Linked DNA regions of Mus musculus: region 2 is linked to region 1. A link is a loop called in an ENCODE intact Hi-C map of the cell type or tissue named here. Cell type or tissue: gastrocnemius. All regions are shown on one strand. Each heading gives the region's core, and the rest is flanking DNA. Links, peaks and the distances in the headings are about the cores only.

Region 1 (7,623 bases), core at 939-5,938:
TATAGATGTCATTACTCCACATAAAACTTGTACTGCTATGCGACAGAGTATCAAAGCAACCCCAGTCCAGTCAGTCCCATCTGTTTTTGATTCAACTACACAGAAGAGGTCTGGATATGAGCTTTGGAAGATCCTTTGCTCTCCCTGCTTCCCCACAAATGGTTTGCCTTGTTTTTTGGATATGACTGGTATATCATATATAAAACCTCCTCATTACATAAATGTGCTTGTACACCACAGAGTCAATTCCAATTAAAATTCTAGCTTCAGGCTAGACTACTTGGTACTTAGTATATATGGCAAAGATGAGTTATCAAGGAAAATTTATTTAAAAGGAACAGGACTAGAAACTAGAAAATAACTCAAAACAGCTAATGTCTGAAAACTTCATTATTTGCAACATAAAGGTACTCAAAATTCTAATAGCTCACTGGACAGTGTGGGCACTCCGGAGGCTGAGGAGGAATCACTTTAGTAGAGGAGATCATGACTATCATAAGGAAAACCAAGGACCACATCTCAGAACAAACAGCAGCTAAGGTGGTAAATGGCAGTGACATATGCACCATCCTTCCTTCCTCTCCTTCCCTTTCTCAGCCTGTTAAGCGCTAGCACTGCACTGTGTGCGATGGTGTGCAGCTTCTACTGCTTCCCCCCACCCCACCCCCACTGCTCTTTTTCTTTTCTTTTCTTTTCTTTTCTTTTCGGTTTTGGTTTTTCGAGACAGGGTTTCTCCGTGTAGCCCTGGCTGTCCTAGAACTCACTTTGTAGACCAGGCTAGCCTTGAACTCAGAAATCTGCCTGCCTCTGCCCCCTGAGTGCTGGGATTAAAGGTGTGCGCCACCACGCCCGGCAAGTTAATTTTTAAGTGAGAAAATCCTGGGTGGAATGGACAGTCATGGTTGGTGTGAAGAGTACTTAAGGGCCAAGAACAGTAGCTCACACCTTTAACCCCAGCACTCAGAAGGTGGATCTTTATGAGTTTGAGGGCAGTGTGGACTACATAACAAGTCCAGGCCAGTCAGAACTATATAGTAAGACCTAGTCTCAAAAAGTAAAACCAATAATATTTAAGATATGTTCTTACCTAGGCACTCGTGGATCATGCCATGTGCTCACACCAGTCTGAGTATGTAAGAAATATACCTGACCCTGCTGCGTTGTCCTTTGTTCTGTAAAATAAAGAAGACATACTCAGTTTTTCATATTCAATCAAACACTATTACACTGGGTAATACTCTAATAGGATAAAAATCTCCCAATCTCAGTTTATTTTCTTACCCCCCCCCCCCAAAAAAAAGGCTTCAGAAATTATATATTCAGACAGGTATGATAAATCCCAATACTCAGAAGACAGAGGCAAGCCGATCTCTGAGTTTTCTGAGTTTTGAGGCAAGCCTGGTTTACATAGTGAGTTCTAAGCCAATCAGGGCTACTTAGTGAGACCTGTCTCAAAATAAATCATTTGTTCATTCTCTGGAAACAACTTTATAAATGGTGATGAGGTACAGCCATTATCCCAAAAGCGAGAAGACAACTCAGAGGAAGAGGCTAGCCACTTTAAAAATTGCTTTAACAGAGCTTTTTAAAAATTTTAAAACACTTTTAGACTAATGATTTTTTTTTATGATGGCAATTTTATACGCAAATTTGTGATTTCTCTTTTGTTAACAAAGATATTTCAAGATTCTTCCTGGACTGCAAGCAAGGTGTCACAAACCTGCAATCTCAGCATGCAGGAGGCAGAGGCAGTGACAACAAGTCCAAGTCTACCCTGGGCTACCTATGAAAACTCCAGGCCATCTAGGGTATAAAATAGAGACTCTAAAGTCAACAAAACACAGCACATAGTCATAAAACTCATTTTAAAAGCACAATGGAAATCCGTGCACTGTGGGGAGAAAAAAGTATATGAGCTCCAAGCCTGGAAGGTGTAGAGAAGCCATGGGAAGACAGTAAGGAGCTTCTTCAACTGTTACGTTTCAGTTGTTGTCTTCTGCATGGAAACTCATTTTAACAAAATACAGTGGAAATGCCAATGTATGAGATAATAAAGCACACTGTGTCTAAGAAGGAAGTCTGCAAGGAAGTCAATGAACAACTCCCACCTAAGTACAGCTTTGAGGACCAGAAGAAACTCACTGACTAATTTGCCTGCCTTCAATCCCAAACACTAAGAAAAAACCCAAAACTGACAACAGCTACAATAATTTCAGCCTTGGTAACTACTTTATTTTACTTATTTTATTTTATTATTCCATTTTATTCTTACAAAAGAATATCTGAACTCAAATCACATACACTGTAAAAATAAAGTTCACCTTTACTCCAAATAACCTGGCTGATAAACTCCATAAGAATTATCTCCAAAATATAAATGTAACAACAGATATATTTTCCTAACTTGCTTTTTTTTTTAAAGATTTATTTATTTATTATATGTAAGTACACTGTAGCTGTCTTCAGACGCACCAGAAGAAGGCATCAGATCTCTGTTACAGGTGGTTGTGAGCCACCATGTGGTTGCTGGGATTTGAACTTCAGACCTTTGGAAGAGCAGTCGGGTGCTCTTACCCCCTGAGCCATCTCACCAGCCCCCCCTAACTTGCTTTTTATGTCAAACATAGACACTTCATTCACTGGAGATTCTGTCATTTCTTGCAACAAACCAACATGGTTACTATTACTCCTCTCATTTTACTGAAGAAACCTAGGCTCTCAGGGTTAAATAATACGATTGGTATCAGGCAAAGCCAGGTCTGTTTCCCATGCTGGAACCACTCATTGCAACGCAAGTCAAATGATAGGATATAGGAGTGAGATGAGACTTTTTTCAGAATAAGATGCTAAAATTTATTTTAAAATAAAACTATAATTATTTGTTTGTAAAATAGTTTTTATATAAATTCTACAGTAAAAATAAATTACTTAGAAAATGTAATTCCCAATTTTGGTCATTAGGCGTCACTATCACAACATCTATAGTATTAGGCAGAAAAGGAAGTCAGTATCTGTCTCCAAAGTCTCACTAGAAGTCTAAAGTAAAGATGAGCCTGTACAATAGCATTGCTATATCTTTGCATAGTGTCTGCTTGCAAAGTAGTCTCATTTCATTTCATAAGCTTCCTATAATAACCAAGTGATTCACATCCATCACATTTTATTATAAAGGAACATACAAGCTAAGGTTCATAAGTGATTATGGCCAAACTGTTACACAGACTTCTAATCATTACAGACTTTTTAAAATTGGAGATTTACTTTCACAGAGAATTCCTAATCCCTGATTAGCACCCCTCTACTGTCTAGTGTAGTATGTCTCTCCTATGACCATTCCACAGATGAACACAGGCCTTGATGGTGTTAGCATCCTCAGGCCTAATTAACTTTCAGACGTTATCATTTTAAAGCACAGTGTGGTGGTATACACTTATAACCCCAGTATGTGATGAGTGGGCAGAGAAAGGAACTCAGGAGTTCAAGGGCTGTCTGCCTACACTGTAAGTCTGGGCTGTATGAGACCCCATCTCAAAACAGACAACAATAACAATTTTTTTAAAAGTTAGTTCTCTGGCTGAGTGGTAGTGGAGGCTCACACCTTTAATCCCAGCACTCAGAAGGCAGCAACAGGTAGATCTCTGAGTTGGAGGTCAACCTGGTCTACAGAGAGAGCTCCAGGAGAGCCAAGGTGACACAGAGAAACCCTGTCTCAAATAAACAAACCCAAACAGTTAGGTCTCTGATGTTCTTAAAGCAAGGTGAGTGTTCCCTTTGCTGTTACCGTACCATAGCCTTCCGGTAGGTCTGGAGGAGTGTGTAAGTGTGTCCTGCTCATGTAATTTCTATGTCGCTGGGACCTGACTCTTCTCTCTGCTAGTCTGGGGTCTGAAGAATGTCCACACGTTGCACCATTTGTTCCAGTAATTGGAGTATTCTCATCCACAAAGCAGCTGAGGGGTCTGCCAGGACTAGAATATTCTGACGCCGGTCTATTGGAAAGTGACAAGGGAAAAATGTTACCAATTTAGACATCAAAACCAGAGTCTCTAGACAACATGTACACTATGGTGAGAATATAGTAAATCAGGCAAGAAAATGAGATGAATAAAGGAGACACAATTTCAATTAAGTTTTTTAAATATCCATACATACTTGTATATGTGCTACTTGGTCACTAAGCAGAAGGAGTTAGACCTGATTTCCATCATTTTCCCTCTCACAGGGTTTCTGACAGGTAAGTGTTCCTCTACACATTTAATTTGCCCAAGTCATGTGACCTTTAGTCCTTGGAAACAGCACCTCTTTCTAGGTATGGCTCTTTGTCACTCAAAACACAGTTTATGCTTAAACATCAGCTCCTGAGTACACAACTCACCCTACAATTTGATAGCAAACAGTTCCCAACTTTATAATGGAATAACTTAGAAGTTTTGTTGGTTTTGTTTTTGGGGAAAAGACCTCACTCTGTACATCAGGCTGGCTGTGATTCATAGCAATCCATTTGCCTCAGCCTCCTGAGAGCCAGGACTGCAGGCATGAGCCACCACGTGGATCCAGCTCTCAACTTGTCATTTCTTGACCTTTTAATAGTCAGAAGCCATAGCAGCTAGTCAAAAGTGCACTTTAAATGCTTACCTTTTTTAGGGTTAGTGAGTGATATACATGGTATAGAGATCTTCAAACTATTAGGTAACAGCCGCAAGCTACAACTCCCAGTCAACTACCATGAGGAGGGTAAGTAATGGCTACTCTTATAGCATACCTCATTGTTAAGCTACATGTAATAAAATATGCATACTGGACATAACTTTTTCAGTTTTAACTTCATTGGACAGAATCCTAATCATTAAGTCAATTAGTTATGTCTGGTATTTATTTATTCATTTATTTATACCTGTGTGGTTTTTTTGTTTTGTTTTGTTTTGTTTTTTTTCCCGAGACAGGGTTTCTCTGTATAGCCTTGGCTGTCCTGGAACTCACTCTGTAGACCAGGCTGGCCTCGAACTCAGAAATCCGCCTGCCTCTGCCTCCAGAGTGCTGGGATTAAAGGCGTGCGCCACCATGTCCAGCTATACCTGTGTTTTTGTTCATTGTTCTCTACAATATTCCTGGAAGGAAGGACATTTAGGTGGCTCATTCTCTATTATAAATAGCTATGTCACTCCGTTACTCACATGTAAGGAATAAAAGTACCTTAAATGTTATCAAATACGGAAGCTAATCTGTCTCATCAAGGAATTTTTATTTTATAAAGTAACCTTCAAAAACAACAGGTAATGGAGTTCATTTTCACTGGTTTTGTTCCTGCTTTGTTAGCACTAGGTAGGAAACCTAGGGCATCACTGGGGCTAGGAAAGTTCTCTACCACTGAGCTGTATTTCCAACCCAAAAACTCATTTTCTTTCTTTCCTTGAGGCAGGGTCTCACATCATAGCAATTCTCCTGCTCAGCCTCCTGGGCAGTGAGATTAGACATGTAAGCCATCACATCTAAATTAAAAGCTCTTTTTTAAGAGGTATTCTTTTTTAAGTGGGTATTCTGTCAGCATGCCTGTATCATGTAAGTGCTCAGTGCCCTTGCCAGAAGAAGACATCAGATTTTCTGAGACTGGAAACACAGACAATCAGGAGCCACCATGTAGGTGGCTGGGAATCACATCTGAGTCCTCTGCTAGAGCAGCCAGTGCTTTTACCTATCAAAGCATCTCTCCAGACCCAGAAACTCATTTTCAAACTAACATGTGTTAAGGGGGAAAAACGCTTTACATACACGTGGAAATTAAAGATGAATTAGAAGAAAGCAGGCTTCACTTAAACACTGCTATGAGTATAAATTCATATGTGCTACTAGAATAAAAATAGGTTCTTCAGCTTAACTGATACCCTAGGCAGCTTGTATCAGAAATAAATGTAACTTTGAACTAAGCATTTTAAAAAAAATAATAAGATAGTTCATGACACCTCAGCCTAAACAAAGAACTTGAGGCAACTAACAAATGCCAATAGCAGGAGAAACAGTCTTCCCTAGGGAAGAACACATCAGCTGTTATCTATTACCCATTAGTCAGTCCTAAAAACATACACACAATTGACTGAGTGGGTCGTATTTTTCTATTTAGAAATATATATGCATAGATATATAGACAGACAGACAGACAGATAGATAGCAACATTTTTTAAGGTGATAAATTTGAAAGAAGGGTAGCACATGGAAGGGTTTGGAGGAAAGAAAGGGAAGTGGGAAATTGTAAGTAATAGCTTAAAAGTTTTAAAATGGCAAGGCTTTAATCAGACATTCATAATGTACTAAGCTGGGTGTGGCAGCATGCACTTGGGAGGATGAAACAGTGGGGATCTTGAGTTTAAGGGTAGGCTGGACTATATTCCGTTCTAGGCTAGCATGAGCCAGCGAGCAAGACAACAGCAGAGAGAAGGGAGGAAGGGATGGAGGGAGGAAGGGACAGAGGGAGGGAGGAAGGGACAGAGGGAGGGAGGAAGGGACAGAGGGAGGGAGGAAGAGAAAAGCGAGCAAGCTTGATTTCAGTAGTTAAACAATCCTCAATAAGCAAAAGCAGATACAGCTAGTGAAAACCATTTAATAATTTATTCTGAGTGCCAGGCCTGTGTGGGAATCACCAGGGAAACCAATAAAACACTAGCAGAGATGGCATTACAGCTTTATCCTTACTGTAACAGGAGTACCGAGGAGGTAGAGCCCTCCCTCACCTTCCTCATTTTCAGCTGCTTGAAAAGCACTCCTTTTCAGTTCTTAAGCACTGCTTTGCACCCTGATGTCTCTACACAGGAAGTACCACAAAGACGGGGGGGGGGGGGGGGGGGGGGGGCGCCTCTATCTATCTACCTACCACCTGCCAAGATCTACTTCTACTTCTACTTCTGATTTTCCCTTGCAAGGCCACCATCTCCTCAGTATTCACTCAGAAACTCCCCTTCCATACGGGTTTTCTTGGTCATATACATTACTTAGCCATGATCTAATTGTATCCCTATGGAGATCTTAAATAAATAGTTCATAACAGCCATCAATACTCAAATACAAACTAATAACACCAAGAAACAAAATAACTAGGTAACCTAGTCATGCATTTGGTTACTGAGCACCACTGTGAAAAGGCTTTGTTGACCACTACTGCTTTTTAAAAAGTAATAGTAGTCAGGCATGGTAGCACATTCCTTTAATCCCACCACTGGGGAGGCAGAAACAGATGGATCTCTGTGAGTTTGAGGCCAGCTTGCTCTATACATATGATTCCAGGACAACCAGGGCTATCTATGTAAAGAGACACTGTCTCAAAAACTAAAACAAGTCATTGTACTTCAAATATAATTATTGTAATTACATTATAAAATAGAATTTAAATATAAATATTTTAAAAATAATAATACCACTCACTCTAAGACCTAATGGTTTAAACCAGTATAAAGCATGGGGAAATCAGATAACAGAGAGAAATCCAGGAAAGGTTAGCACAGACCATAGAAATACTTGTATGATTTTACCGTGTTGGGCGTTCCCACTGTGTAGTTCTTGTGATGTGGTTTAGATACTGGATTCTTCCCGAGGCAGTCCGCCTTTCTTCCCAACTGCAATTAAAGCATTGAG
Region 2 (7,623 bases), core at 1,326-6,325, 190 kb after region 1:
CACACTGGTAAAAAGGGGTGTCACGGGGATTGTAATAACGGCAGTTATCAAAAATTTTGGTCATATCTGCCACGAACTCTGTCAGCTTTTCATAATACCGTTTTTGTATTCTTTCTTCCATGGTGGCAAGGTCTTAAAAACACAAAACAAAATATTTTCAAAGCTTTAAGGTCTTTCCCAGTGTGATCAGGGCCTGCAGCTCTCATGAACTCAACATGTGTTATGTTGAATCTTTCTGAATCTGATTCTCCATGTCTGGAGGCTAGCTTGCCATTCATGAGAAATGTTCTGTTTTGGGTTCTAAGACAGTAATCCTGGCTGCTGCTAAGAAGGCTCTTTCATATTTAATTAACCACACAGAACAATATCCATTATTCAACTGCTTTACAGTAAAGAAAACTATGCCAATTGGTTTTATGCATATAAAAGTATTTTTTTGTTGTTTTGTTTTGTTGTTGTTTTGAGAGACAAGGTCTCTCTATATAGCTCTGGCTATCCTAAAACTCACTCAGTAAAATAAACCAGGCTGGCCTACAACTCCCAGAGATCTGCCTGCCTGTGTTCCAAATGCTGGGATTAAAGGGATGCACCACCATACCCAGCAGAAATTGTCTTTATCTTTGAAAGTAGACTAAAATAACAAACACAAATCACTATGCATACTAAGGTTAATTACAATTCAGGGTTATGAATACCACCACCACCACCACCACCACCACCAGCAGCATGTCATGGCCTTTAGTAACACCCTGCTACCTGCCTCAAAGCGACCCACCAGTTTTGTTTGTTTTCCAGATAGGGTTTCTCTGTATAGCCCTGGCTATCCTAGAATTTACTCTATAGACCAGGCTAGCTTCAAAGATCTGCCTTCTTCTGTCTCCCACCATTTTAAAGTTAGTCCACACCATGGAGACAATTTAATGCATATTTATGAACTTTTAGCAAATATACAACTGTCTGGGAATTGTGTATACCAATATTGCCTGTGCCCAAGAGGCTGAGGCAGGAGAATTATATGTTCTGGGCATCCAAGACTACAGAGTGTGACCCTATTTCAAAACAATAGGGAGTGGGGCATGACTAGAAAATAATGTTTATAGTTTAAAGCCCAGAGATAAATGGGTAACTTTAACTTTTTCCCATGGTGTCTTGTAGCTCTGTATGCCCTGGACATGTCTACAGAGGAGGCACATTGTTCCTGTGGTAACAAAGGGAAAGACACAGGAAAGTACCCTAGCTCTTTGAAAAAACTAGGAGCAGTGGCTCACACCTGCCAGGCCTGCATGCTTCGGTCTGAGGAAGAGGACTGCTGGAGTGGTGGATGACAGCCAAGATGGACTACAGAATGAACTCTGTGTGCCAAACACCGCGAGACAAAAATAATTTAAAAAGTTGAAGTTGGCTAATAAATTAAGAAACACTCAATTTCTTAATCCCATGGATGTGTACTGAGCAGGAGGCAGTGGTGAGAAAGGAGTCAGTCAGACCTCTGGTATAGATGATGCTAACCACCATGTATCTGGGTGCTGGGAACTGAAGCCTGCTCTGTGGGCAGAGCCTCAGCTGTCCTACCTGTTGGGCAATCTCTCTAGCTCCAGTAAATTCAACTTCTAGACCACACAAAGTCATCATTATCCAAAGAGACTAACGCAGCGGCTATCCTGGGTCTCAAGTGTACAATGCACTCCACCTCTCAGCCCTGGGATGGATCTCACCGAGTCCTCCTTTCCTTCTTCTCTGTGTTCTCTCCTCTTTAAGAATACTTTAACAATACAATTCTTCTAACAGCTATGAAGGGACTGCTCCACACGTTTGGAAGTCTTTTTGCTTTGGTTTTGGAACTTCTCCAGTATTCTGAAACATGACCTCATGTAGCTGCCACTCTTGGTACCTTCAGGGACAGCTGCTCTACCAGTGTTTTCTCTCCTGGAGAAAGAAGGGTCTCCATTGCATCAGGCTGGGTTCACTGACTGCACTCACTGTCTGTACAGCTGCACAGGTCTCTACTCATACACATTCTGACGCAGAGGCTCCTGGGCCGACAGCTTGTTCATTTCCAGTGTTTAGCCACCATAAACACTGTTGAGGAATATACACTTGTCCCATTAAGCTGCTGGCTCAAAGGCATGCATATGTAAATTTAATAGATATTCCCAGATGGTGGTGCCTTCCTCTAACCTCAGCATTGGGAGGTGCACTCCAGGGTCGAGTCAGCCTGGACTAAGTACCTAGGAAACCCAGCTTCAAAAGACACATCAAGTAAGCATCCCAACTGACTGACACAGTTACACCGTTGCCTGCACGTCCAAGATACTCTCCCTCATCAGCTTCATGGTGAGAGATCAATGTCCAAGACTTGTGAAACTCGTCTTCCTATTTAGTGCAAGCACTTACCCATTGGCTCTTTAATAACACCGTAATAATCCGGTGCATCATTGGGGTCTACCGGTTCAAGGAAAGGCCACGCCATCTTGTGGGCCTACAACAGAGAGCAAGTGTCATGGCTGTCAGTAGAAACACTAACAAACATATACAGACACCAGAAACACACAGTGTGTGTAAATATGTATGTATGTATGCATGCATGTATGTATGTATATATTAAATATAATATATATACTGCTATTATTCAGTTGCCTCACTGGATCAACAAACCTTGAAAATTCAAGTGAGCTTTACATTAGAGAAATGAAATTATCCACACAAGGTGATTTGGGTGATAGTCAGAGATTTTCTTTCTTTTTTCTTTTAAAAAAATTATTTATTTATATTTTATTTTATTTTATTTATTTTATGTATATGAGTACACTGTAGCTGTACAGATGGTTGTGAGCCTTCATGTGGTTGTTGGGAATCGAATTTAGGATCTCTGCTCTTTCCGGTCGGCCCCGCTCGCTCCAGAAGAGGGCATCAGATCTCATTGCAGGTGGGAGACAGCCAAGTGTGCTAACATAACGTCCTATATTGACACCCATCTCCATTACTCCCAATCTTCCCACTAGTGAGAAAATAACCAGACTTGATCAAACGGCTTTCTCATCTATGCCTACGTGATATACTTTTCTTCAAGAAATAAACTGAAAGGAAAGCAAATGGTGAGCACTCTTCAGTGTCAGGTAAGCAACAGTGGAGATGGCGCCTGTCTGTCAGTGTGTGATGAGCAACTGCGGAAGTGGCACTTTCAGTAAACTTCATGTCACCGGCACGTGCAGAGGTGCCCTTTGTCCAGCCCCTCCCTCTGGGGGCTGGGAGACAGCCAAGTACGCTCACTGGAGAATGGGAGGGTCAAACCTGCGTCCACAGTGAGGCAGCTGAGCTTCACCGTCAGATGCAGCGGTCAGCAGCCTCTCACCTGTAAGGAGCGCAGCACCCTCTTCAAGCCCTCATAATCTTTCTCTGTCAGTGGTGTGAGCACTGTCATGGCGTCCTCTGTCGACTGGCACTGTGGACAGACATACTCATCAATGAGATCTGCCTCACTTTGCAAGATGCCAACACAGCGCCCGTGGTACCAATTCTGACACCGATCACAGCCAATATAAAATCTGCAAGATCCAAAATGGAAATGTGAGGCCAAAGGACTGGCTGCTTCTGCTCAGACTTTGCTTTTACCCATCATGCAACTGAACACAGGCTAACCCCTGGGGTATAAGGTAATTTTAGCATTATTATTGTTTTACTACTTTTGAGAGCGACATTATTAACCAAGTACTTTAGATGTTAAGAACAGTTGTAAACATATTAAAAAGTATTGTGTGCTAATGGGGAACCAATCTGAAGAAAAGTGTGAAACATTTGATTGACTTTAAAGCTCAAAATAAGGCCCCAAACATCTTTCAACTAGTCCCAAATCAAATGAGTGTTCAGTCAGCGAGTTAGCAACAGCCCCAGCTCTTCCTAAAGGGTGCATCGAGCTGTACAGAGCACCGCTTCAGACACACAGGCTGTTTTCCTCACATTACTCTGTGACATAGTGAAAAATCAATTCTACCATTATAACCCCATTTCCCCCAGTGCAACTCAACCATTCACTAGGAAGCAACATACATTTTGAAGGAGAGGGAAAGAGGGAAGAGAGGAGAAACCGGAAAAGCTTTGTAACATAGGTGTATAGACACAGCAGAGAGGCCCTGCTTTTTCATTTTTAGGTAAGTGACCAATCGAGCAATGCGGCTTCCTGAATTGTCAAACAGACGCTCTTATCAACTCACTGTGACTCATCATAAGGTGTCCTGCAGATACAGTACAATTCCTCACTGCTGCCCTCTTGTGCCCGCTTACAATCATTACAGATGTACACATCCATTTTCTTAGCCTCCTTTTCTGTGATGCCAACACATTCTCCATGATACCAGTTAGTACAAAGATCACAGCCAATATAGAACCTAAAAGCATTCACAATGAAAATGACACTGTAGTTGTCATTTTGAGCTGCATGGTATGTAAATCTGTCTTCTCTACCCTGATTTGCTTTCTTACAGGATAATTTCTGCAATGAGTCAGCTAAACACCTTGAATGCACCAGTCTACCAGTGGCAAACACAGCATCTGACACTTGACCAAGGGTGGACACATCGTCACTCACATCCATTTCAGCAGACACACTGTTTAGTGAAATATGGGTCTTAAAACATACTGGAATTTGAAAAAAAACAAAAACATACGGATGGAAATGGCTTCCTTTTAATGAATGTGTGTGAAACTGTAACAGGCACAGAAACCAAAGCCAAAGAATCAAAGACTTACATCTGTCAAACCTACTCTACAGAAGCCATTTCAATACCAGGGCTATTTCTTAGATAGGTTTGAAAATGTATCTCACAAACTAAAATTGGAGACAAAGCAGAGTGCAAACACCAAGGACAAGTTACAGGACAGGACATGCAGGCCAGCCAGGTGGAGAGGACAATGTCACACGTGCTAGGAAGGAAACTAGGAGAGGTCCATGTATGTAGTCATTCCTGCTTACAGAGCCTGGGGAGGGGAGGGGAGGGGAGGAGCCCAGGCTTTGACACAAGGGTCTGGGGGAAACCAGCAGCTCTCTAAAGCATCTCTGTCCCTGCTGGTGGGAGCTGTGCAGGCCTGCATCACTCACAGGCAGCCAGGCTGGCCTTGCCATCACTGGTACCCTGCCCTCGACCAGGCTGTCTCTGCTATGTTAACCTGAGGAATGCCCGCCTCATGACTGTGAGGGAGTAACACACAGTGAGGTGCCTCAGCCCCCTCCCAGTGAGCCTTTCTTTTGACCTGGGATGCCCATACTCCCCTACTCAGGTGAGGACCTGGTGAGTTACTTTAAATGTTGCCTCTTGAAGGTGTTATGTGCGCTGGAAGGAACTTCAGAACCTAAGTTTCCAATTTTTAATAACTTTCATTAGAAGCTAGTGACACAATGCTCAAACCAGGCTGGTCTGGTCTGGTCTGAGATGTCAGCAAACACTATGACAGGGGGTGAATGAACCTGTTGTGTGGAAATGTCAATGGAAAACCAAAAAAAAAAAAAAAAACAAGAAGTGAACTAGCCAGAAACCATGGGCAGCGTCAACAGAACGAGCACATGTGTGTGTGTGCCTCATTTTAAGCAATGCCAAGATCCCAAGAAGGTTTCATCAAAGTTTGTGTCAGCTCAAAGCTGACCTTTATATAAAGTCGCATCTGTGGTGGGGTTCTGTGTCTCAGTAATCCTCTTGAGTATTTTACTTAAAGTGAGGCATACTTATTTGTACAGACTACAGGGCAGCGCTCCTTACATGATGGATATTCACCAATGAGGGACACATGCTGGGACGTGAAGATGGCCACACCCTGCTGAGCTCAACAGGGAGTGTGTCTCCCAGCAGAGCTTCCAGAGCTTCTGACTGACATTTGTAAACTGATGGTGACTTAGGACCCATGGAGTGGTCTCCACAGACCCACATGCACAGGCAGTAAGGATTTCTAACTCTGTTTTAAAAGTACAGTTAAACTGCTGGGTACTGTAAAATGATACTGTGATTCTTGGAAGCTTACAAACACTGTCCTACACCTGCATGTTCTAGACAGAAGTTAAATACATCACTGAATAATAGAAATAACAACAACAAAAACAAAACAAAACAAAACCCAAAACAATAAATAAAGAAGAAAAACAAGAAAGTATATTTATGGAGTAACATCTAACATCTCTAAAAATCTCATTCATGTCACCAAATACAAGTCATGACTGTCAAAAACAGCTTCCAATTGCCACGCTCATCATGTTCTGACTGCGAAACTCACAAAGTGGATAAAAGGAATACTTTTGTTTTTTGCTTTTGATTACAAATATCATGGAAACACAGACAACAATACTAACTTGCAATTTTTTTCTTTCTTTCTTTCTTTTTTTTTTTTTTTTTTTTTTTTTACAGGGACCTGATGAGGCCTCCTTGGACCATCCATTTTAGGATAGACTCTGAGATCTGGCCAGGGAGAGCTGGGACAGCAGCCTCTGCAAAATGCAGTGCTGGCAGATTAGGAGCGAGGCTACAAAGAACTTTTGGAAAGCAAAGAGGCCACAGCAAGCTTGTTTTTGACAGAAAAGGACATGGCTGAGGACAAGCAAGCCCGAGCGCCTGTGAAACAGCCCCCTAACTGCACTGATGCCAAGCACCTGGTGGAGCCCAGCCTCACACCTGCCCGCCCTCTCCCAGTGCTGCCAACTGCTTGCTCAACTACAAAGCTGGGGGACAGGCACGTACTTGGACTCATCGTACGGTGTCTTGCAGATGCAATATAGCCTGGTGTCCTTCTTGGCCTCCTTAGAGGTGGTAGAGATCATCTTCTTCTTCTTGGACTTAGAGTCCTTCTCTTCCTCCCGCTTCCTCTTCTGGGAAGTGACAGGCAGTGGGGCTGTGGGGTGGCCTGCAGGTGGCAGACTGTGTGTGGAGGGAGGCGGAGAACGAGGAGGAGCTGGAGGGGCTGCCGGTGCAGGCGCTGGCACAGGGGCTGGCACGGAGGGTGTGGGCACTGAGGCAGCATTGGCCTGTACCGCCTGGGCCATCTCCCTCTCTCGTTTCATTTTCAGGTCTCTTTTCAGCTCTTCCTGTGGTCAATTGAAGACAAACAAATAATCAACAGGGTTACAGGATGGGGCAACTTGGACAGGAACTGGACATTACCTCCACTTGCCAAATAGTTCTTTTTGTCTGTTTTTTGTTTTCCAAGACAGGGTTTCTCTGTGCAGCCCTGGCTGTCCTTGAACTCAGAGATCTGCCTGGCTCTGAACAGCAGTGAACAGAAAAAGAGATAAATTGTCCTTCTTTATCATGCTTTGTTTAGATTTAAGATAGGAGACCCAGGCATCAAAATATGCTATTTTCTAACTGGGTTCGCAGTCCCAGCACTCAAGAGAGAGAAACAGGAGGATCAGAAGTTATAGGTCTTCCTCTGTATACAATGAGTTTTAGGCTAGCAGAGCCTACTTGAGACCCTATCTGAAAACAACCCCTCACCCCACCCCCAACAAGCAATCCATCCAAAAGACACTATTTTCTTTATACAGCTTTGGCTGTAAGTTGAAATCCTGGGTTCGTGAGATGATTCAATGAGTACAAGTCCTTGTGAAAAAGCCTGAGTTCAATGCCCAGAATACAGGCAGATGTA

The links. Hi-C counts contacts between places; a loop is a spot of excess contacts. Peaks named below come from ENCODE experiments on the same cell type or tissue, not always from the same donor. Only the 100,000 strongest peaks of a DNase experiment are listed, where the experiment ranks them.
Region 2: a loop joins it to region 1, with 3 times the contacts of the local background. A loop is called at or near these places in 7 of 42 quality-filtered maps.

Annotation. Positions count from the first base shown.
Region 1 is chr11:106,848,661-106,856,283 of GRCm38, forward strand. It overlaps Smurf2 (SMAD specific E3 ubiquitin protein ligase 2), which reads right to left. Exons shown (of 19, transcript NM_025481.3): 7 at 7,521-7,604; 8 at 3,787-3,989; 9 at 1,088-1,172. Among named protein-coding and RNA genes, the nearest start is that of Cep95, 63 kb to the left of the region's middle. In gastrocnemius, for the core only: a CTCF peak has its summit at 2,959; no DNase peak of the experiment used is centred there.
Region 2 is chr11:107,040,281-107,047,903 of GRCm38, forward strand. It overlaps Bptf (bromodomain PHD finger transcription factor), which reads right to left. Exons shown (of 28, transcript NM_176850.3): 24 at 6,720-7,063; 25 at 3,353-3,545; 26 at 2,395-2,479; 27 at 1-132. Among named protein-coding and RNA genes, the nearest start is that of 1810010H24Rik, 18 kb to the left of the region's middle. In gastrocnemius, for the core only: a CTCF peak has its summit at 4,271 (motif pointing left); a DNase peak (open chromatin) is centred at 4,259; H3K27ac peaks cover 1,707 bases.